2 separate regions of the Homo sapiens genome follow, and region 2 is linked to region 1. A link is a contact called in ENCODE Hi-C or POLR2A ChIA-PET data. All regions are on one chromosome and are shown on one strand. The core of a region is the stretch at or near the end of the contact, and the rest is flanking DNA. Distances in the headings are between cores, read along the strand shown.

Evidence for each region. Hi-C counts contacts between places; a loop is a spot of excess contacts on that map. ChIA-PET counts read pairs that join two places held with the same protein, here RNA polymerase II (POLR2A). Pooled maps may share reads with other maps.
Region 2: a loop to region 1 is called in a map of GM12878, with 5 times the contacts of the local background. The contact joins two enhancer-like sites. A Hi-C loop is called at or near these places in 3 of 168 maps with a recorded cell type or tissue (GM12878, MCF 10A and OCI-LY7), 26 of 37 single-sample maps with no recorded cell type and 7 of 50 pooled maps. POLR2A ChIA-PET finds 5 or more read pairs at or near these places in 3 of 52 experiments (GM10248, GM12878 and OCI-LY7).

Annotation. Positions count from the first base shown.
Region 1 is chr18:11,039,475-11,043,238 of GRCh38, reverse strand. All of the region lies in intron 2 of PIEZO2 (piezo type mechanosensitive ion channel component 2), which reads left to right. Among named protein-coding and RNA genes, the nearest start is that of PIEZO2, 110 kb to the left of the region's middle. Within about 2 kb of position 2,223, at least 3 of the 41 ENCODE cell types and tissues checked have a DNase peak (open chromatin) inside an H3K27ac peak, as active enhancers do; they include GM12878, where a contact is called at or near this core.
Region 2 is chr18:10,952,415-10,956,160 of GRCh38, reverse strand. All of the region lies in intron 3 of PIEZO2 (piezo type mechanosensitive ion channel component 2), which reads left to right. Among named protein-coding and RNA genes, the nearest start is that of MIR6788, 190 kb to the right of the region's middle. Within about 2 kb of position 2,385, at least 2 of the 41 ENCODE cell types and tissues checked have a DNase peak (open chromatin) inside an H3K27ac peak, as active enhancers do; they include GM12878, where a contact is called at or near this core.

The DNA of each region.
Region 1 (3,764 bases), core at 974-3,473:
AAAGGGAGGAGATATTTCCTCTTTTTTCAAATCACCATTTGCTTGGCTCAGTTTGGGCTCCATAAGATAAGCATTTGTAGACTCCAGTCTTCAATTTAATGCAAAAGTTGATCTACTCTACCAAGTGTTCATTTATACAGACATCATACGTTAACAACAAAACATACTAGAAATTTGATCAGGCTGGGATTATGGTTAGCCAATTAGACTTGTATCTGGAGTACCCCTCCTTTCTATGGCCAAACAATTTTTTTGGATAATATATTTTTGTCTTTAGAACCAAATTACTGATAAAACCAATAATTATCCTCAGATTCTTCTTTGAAGAAGTATTTTCTGTATCTCATTTAACCATAAATTTAATTCAACTTGGAAGGTTGATTAGCATCCCTGAATTATTTTATTAGCTTGAGTTACATACTGACATTTTACAATCTACTTAATGTGCTATGGATTTTATTTCTGGCATTTCTTTTCCTGCCCCCCAAAGGTGTATGACATCTGAGCAAATCTGAGACCAAGCATGCCCATCTGGTGACAATGACGATTGCCTTTCTAATGGGTAGCCTCCTCTCAGGCACTGAGATGCAGTAGCATGTAGGATGGAAAGAGTCCACATCTGTGGACAGGTCACCCTGTTCTCTAACCTCAGCTTTCCACCCTGCCTCCCACCACAGCGAGTCTAGCTCAGACAGCATTATCTCAGGGCATCATTGTTTTGCAGACAAGAAACCGACACTGGTCACTGGTGATGTTTATTCATTCACTGTTTTGATTGATGAAGTAGTCAAACTTCCTCTTCCCACACTAGCTATCTAAAATGTGGCCACACAAGGGTCAGAGAGGACTGTGTGTATGAAGTGCACATGGCCATCCCCAGCCTGCAGGCCTGCGTGGGTGGGGTGGGATCTGACCCTGTGTGACTGAGCTGTGACAGCTGCTCCTGGCTCCTCATAGCAGCCCTCCTCCTGAGACTGTGGGGACGAGGGCTAGATCTCAGATCCAGGGTCTGTCCTCTGAGAAGTCATCTTTACAGGCGGATTTCTTAGTGTTTTTCATTGGCAGAGGCAGGCTTTTCCTTGTGTGACCTCAATGAAAGTATATTTGATCATCCTTAGAGGAGATGACTAGAAGGTACTCCATATTGTCTCTCCCCAGAACACTGCTGAGAGGCAGCATTTTTACCAGAGAGATGATTTGGCCTTCAGCAAGTAATCTGAAATAGAAATGATGGATAGAAGACGCTAGCCAACCAGGAGCTCAGAGAAGATGGTCATCTAGACAGAGATACCTGGGGCATGGCAGTCATGGAGAAGAGTCACTGTCACTCTTTCTGCTCAGTCCTAGAGATAGTTTTCAATGCCACTGCATTTTGCCCTAAGTGGTAATATAGATACTGAATGAATGGATGTTACTCTGCTGGAGATTTCAATAAAGAGGTAGTAAGTAGGTTCCTTGTTGGGTTTTACTCAATTTTCCAAATTTGTATAGCATTTACATTCATTTACATTTTTATAAGTTGTCGTTAAGCAGCAATAGTTTGTATTTTTTTTACATTAAGAAGAACCATACAAATTGACATCGTAGAAAAATGATGAAAAAATGTAGTGTAAACACAAAAGACCACAGATGTGGAGAGATAATATGGTAAAATAAACAATGAGTAACATCATGATGTCCTTCAGTTCCAGCTATTTAGTATAAAAACCCACTGACCTTTACAAACAATGAAAGTGACTGTGTGGAGTACAGGATGGATTCTATAGGGCTGTTTTTGCTTTGAAATCATGCCTTTGTCTATTCATGAACTCGAGGCTGAACTTCCAAGGCCACTCTTTCCTCCAATCTGCACAGACTTTCACAGCTTCTGAGCTCGGTGTTTAATTTCTCTTTCTCTTTATCCTTAGGGCTCTTGATTAAATTTGGGAACTTGTGAATTATGTAGTCCCATCTACTTAGCAGCTGGAGGGCAGCTTCTCTGAACTTTGAATTTTGCATATTTTGCAGATATTAATACATGACTGTTTAGGGTTCCCTGGCAGATTATTCCAAAAACTTTTGGGCAGTGATGAGAACAGTTTAATTTGAAGACAAACCATTTCATAGTTCGGGTTTTAGAATTCGTCTTTTCTCCCACCTGCCTTGGACTGTCCGTTTTCAGAGGATGCCCTAACTTTCCAGGTTGTGTGCCTGGTCTCACCCAGAGAAAGGGTTCTGCTTCCACCAGAGGGAGCTGTTTTGTAGAAAACAGTTCAATGTGGCATTTCAAGGACTTTCGGACCATTCCCACTCACCCCATTTAATTGGCCTCATTCCTAATTTTTCTAGAAAAATTAAAATAATTTTAACTGATCTTTTATTTTAAGTGTTATTTGAGGTTTGAATTGTGAAAAAGTAAGAATGTTTTTCAGAAAGGAGACTAATGGAATCCAACTTCATGAAAATCAAATTTATTGGGAAGAAAAGTGGCACTAAGAACTGACTTAATGTGAAACCAAAATACACTTTTTTCGCCCACATTGAGGATAATTATGGGGACGAGGACCAAAAGATAGGAGGAATGATTTCAGAAAGAGACGTCTCTACTCTGGGTACAAATGCACCTAATATGCAGGTACATAGATCATATTAGAATATGTATTTTCTATATGAATGATACAATCCTGAAAATTACGTAACATTCACATTCCCAGCCAAGTACTTCTGTGCTATTGTTCAAAAACAGCAACAAAACATCCCCTTATGTAGCTAATTTAATTATACCACAGAATTGCTTTACTTATCAATAGTGAAGATGACAGTTAAAACCCTGATTATGTTCTGATCAATTTAGTCATTACCTCCTCAACCTTTATTGGATATTTTCTTAGTTAGGACTTAAGATATAAAGAAAAATAAATAAAATAATGTCTCTAAACTCAAGGAGTTCAAAATTTAATTCTGAGGTTATATTTAGAAACAGTGCTAAAGGAGTAAGCGTAAGGTGTCAATAATAATAATAGAAGAAATAGCTAAAATGTATTGTTCTAAAAGGGAAGAGAATGGACTTCTTCTGGACTTGTTGAAGAGCAACTACTGAAAATTCTGATTTTGGTTTGACATAGCTGATATGAAGCCTTTTTTTTTTTTCAGATGGTATTTAGCCAACAAGAACTCTATGATTTTTGAGGCTTTTCCTGAAAAGTTAAAGCAGGTTCATGTCATCTGTAGAGGTGTATATTTGACTTTCTGGACTACAGTTTATCCAAGGCTGTTCCAACTTGTATAGCTCTCATTTAAAAAGCAGAGTCTGTGTGTCTATACGGGGTGGGGAGGGTTGGAGAGGTTAATGCAGTTGTATTTCCTTTTCGTAAGAATGCATCAGGAAGCTAAATCCTTGAAGGGATCTTAAAATATCAAGTATTTTAGCTTATTTTGCTAGTTTTTAATTCTGAGAGTGGTGATGAAAAGGGGAAGAAATTTTGTGTGTGTGTGTGTGTGTGTGTGTGTGCCTATTTAAAATAGATTCAACTTAAGAAGTGAAGTTATATAGGTTAATAGGATGACATATATAATCATCCAATCAACCAATAAAGATATAGGATAATATATGTCATCCCATTGACCTATATAACCTCACTTCTTAAGTTGGATCTATTACATGTGGATCATATATATATGTTAGTTATATGACACATATAGTTATATATATGTCAGTTAGAGGAGAGTGAGAAAGGAGTATTCAGGATATTTGCTTGAATGTTTGACAGGAGAGCACCACTGTT
Region 2 (3,746 bases), core at 1,136-3,635, 87 kb after region 1:
TTGAAAATCATGGATTAAACTGGATCAAGACAAGGCTAATCAGGTGAAAACTCATTTCCAGATAGCCACATCAGTCAAAGCCTTATATATGAATTCCATAAAATACTAATAATAATGGAAATTGGACTTAAGCAGAGAGAGGACTGCTCCCTCCCCAAAGAAAGGATGTCAAAGATTTAGGAAAAGCACAGCTCAGGTTTATTCATTCATCATCTAACAAATATTTATTGATCACCCACTATGGTTATAGCTACTGTTCTAATGCTGGGGATATGGTAGCTTAAAAACAAACAAACAAAAAATTTAAATCCTTGCTCTCAAGGAGTGTTCTATAATGTGGAAAACATATAAAAACAAGCATGATAATATTCTAATGGTAATACTTACTTACTAAGAAAACATCAATCCAAAATATAAAAATGAAATATTGGAGTTCTCTGTACTTAAAATTTTATATAAGTTATGATAAAATGGAAGTGGAAATGTGAAAAATATAGTAGAGATCTTCTTACATGGTACCCCTGTGTTAGCAGATGTTCTTCTCATACACAGGGCTCCTGTTTCAGCAGATATCTTCCTCATAACATGGAGCTTTTGTTTTGGGGTCAGTTTACTTCCAAAGCGTGCACTCTCTAAAGTTGTTTACACAGAACTGAAATGTTATAATAAGCAGATTGAAGCAAAACACTAAAATACAAGCACTTTATTCTAGTGGCTGCATGATGACACCTCTCACCTCAGAATCTTCAGATAACAGGTAACCAAGAAAGAAAACATCTAGACCAGATTCAAGGACTACAGGCCTCCCAGACAGGCCATGCCAATAGCTGTCTCCTTGCTCTCTTGCTCTTCTGTTTTCGTTTTCCTACCTGAGCCCAACCTCGATTGCTCTTCCTAAAGTCCTTTTTGTCAATGGAGATTAAGGCTGATCTTGATATGAATGTAATTTGGCTTGAGTTTTAGAAACTCTTTCTGTTTAAACCCACAATTTCAATTCCAGCACAAAATACAATTAAAGGAAACTTTTGTTCTCCTGGAGCTGTTCAAGTAAAGCGACCCCCACATCTCTCTCGGCTTTCCTTTGCCTCCTCTTTCTTCCTTTTGTGCCCCTCTTTCTTCTCCTACTCTCATCTCTTCTTTCTTTCTACTTCCTCCTCCTTTTCCCTATTCCCTTTGTTTCCTTCTATGTATTGACTGGCAGCAATTTTTGATGTATTATCTAAAGTGCAAGAATAATTTTAATGAACCCAGAAAATATATTCAATCTCCTGAAGTTTATACTTTTCTGGGGAGATCAAGGAAAACATTACTAACATCAGAGAGAAATGAGAGAAGAAGGCCTTGCATTCTGAGTTCTCTGTTCTCTTTAGCGTCAGATGCTTCTCATGCGTTGCTTCAGGTCCTCCTGGTCTCCCCTGTCTCTGGGACCTGTGGCCACTTGCTTCTGCCACAGCCATCACCATGGCAACCAGTCCCAAAAGTGGACTGCAGTGGACTTCGAGTGCCGCCATCACTCTAGCTCAGCCCTTTTTCTTCTCCCTTCCCCTCCTCCCTCTTCTTCTCATCATTATTGTCCATCTATGAAGGATTCCCTTACCCACATAAATATGCAGAGACACCATCAATGTAGAATATTTCAAAAAGTCAACATCACAGGATGCAAGATCAACATACCAAAATAAATTGTATTTCTACATATTGGCAATCAACAATTGGAAATAGCTTTTTTAACAAAATGTTATGTACAATAATACAAAAAATACTTTGATATAAATCTAAAAACAATGCAAGACCCATATGCTGCAGAAATAAATGAAACAAACCCTAAATAAATGCAGAGATACATTGTGTTCATGGATTGGAAGACTCACTGTTGTTAAAATGTCCTTTCTCTCTAAACTGATCTATAGGTTCAACACAATTCTAGTCAGAATCCCAGCAGGATATTTTTGTAGAAATCAACAAGCTGACTCTAAAATATATATGGAAAAAAAACTACAATAGCCAAAGTAATTTTGAAAATGAAAAATAAAAATTTGAAGATTTACACTATCTGATTTCAAGACTGAGTTATATAGTGTAAGGCCTAAAATTTCACAGGCTGTCTTATATTTTTAAGCCTCAAGGGACCCTAAAGGCCATATTGTGAGTTCCCTGCTTTCAGCAGATGTGACCCTGTGCTGAACCAGCTGCACACCACCTGGTCCTCAATCTGACAGACTTCAGTTCCCTGCCAGCCGCAAATCATTAAAACAAGGCAGTATCGTCCTCACATAGTAACCAGGGGCACCCTGTGCTGTTGATATTCAAAGCCTGCCTCTCTCTTGCTGCCCCTGCTTGTTCATCTGTTCCCAAGTGCACCCCGGTGTGGCCCTGTGTGGTGTGCAGTGTCCTCCCGCAGGACCATGAGTAGATGTGGGTAATAAAATGCTGCCCATCTATCTGCCCAGTGTTGCGATGTGTTCAACCATCTCATTCTGTTTAGGGCAGTGGATGCCTTCCTCACTAATGAGGTGAATACGAGGTCATCATAGCACTATAAAACCACAGTAATCAAGCCAGTTTGCTATTGGTGAAGGAAAAAAAGAGTACAGAAATAGACCCACATGTATGTGCACGGCCACTTGATTTTCCATAGAGATACAAATTCAATTTTGTGAAGAAAGAATACACTTTTCAACAATAGTGTTTTTTTATATTAAAAAAAGAACTTAAATTCTTAATTTGCTCCATATACAAAAATTAATTAACTCAAAACAAATCATAAACCTAAATGCAAAGATTGAAACCATAAAACTCTTGCAAAAAATATAGGAGAAAATGTTTGTAATCTTGGGTTAGGGAAGGGCAAAGTTTTCTTAAATACAACATCAAAATCACAACTCATAAGAGAAAAAACTGATAAATTACACTTCATCAAAATGAAGAACTTCTGCTCTTCAAAATCCAGTGTTAATACAATAAAAAGGCAAGCCACAAATTGGAATAAAGTATTTACAAACTATATATCTGATTAAGGACTTGTATCCAGTATTTATGAAGAACTCTTAAAACTCAATACTAAGGAAACATCTCATTTTTTTTAATGGGCAAAATTTTTGAATAGACACTTTACCAAAGAAGATATACAGATGATGAATAAACACATTAAAAGATGTTTAACATCACAGTCATTAGGTAAGTGCAAGTTAAAAACCGGAGATGACTACTATATACTTCTTAGAATGAAAAAAAGAAGGAAGGAAGGAGGGAGGGAGGGATGGAGGGAGGGATGAAAGGAAGGAAGGAAGGAAGGGAAGGCATTCCAAATGCTGAGGAAATATGGAGATGTAGAACACTTGGAATTCAAATACATTTCTGGCGGGAATGTACAATTATATAGACACTTTGAAAAATAATCTTCCAACATATTATAAATTTGACCATATACTTACTATTCAGTCCAGGAATCCCACTGGGTGATATTTCCTCCGGTGAAGTGAAAATTTGACTTTAAAATTTTAAGCAAATGTTTAAAGCAGGTTTATTCGTCATTGCCCCAACTGGAAGCAACTTCAATGTCTTTCAGCAAACTTGGTCCCTGGATGGACTACACAGGTCAACAATAGAAAGCAACAAACTATGGGTACATGCAAGAGCATCTCAATTCAGCATTATGTTAAGTGAATTCAGACAGTATCAGAATGCTACATACTATATGATTATATTTACAATAATTAGTGAAACTGTAAGGGTAGAAAGTGCAT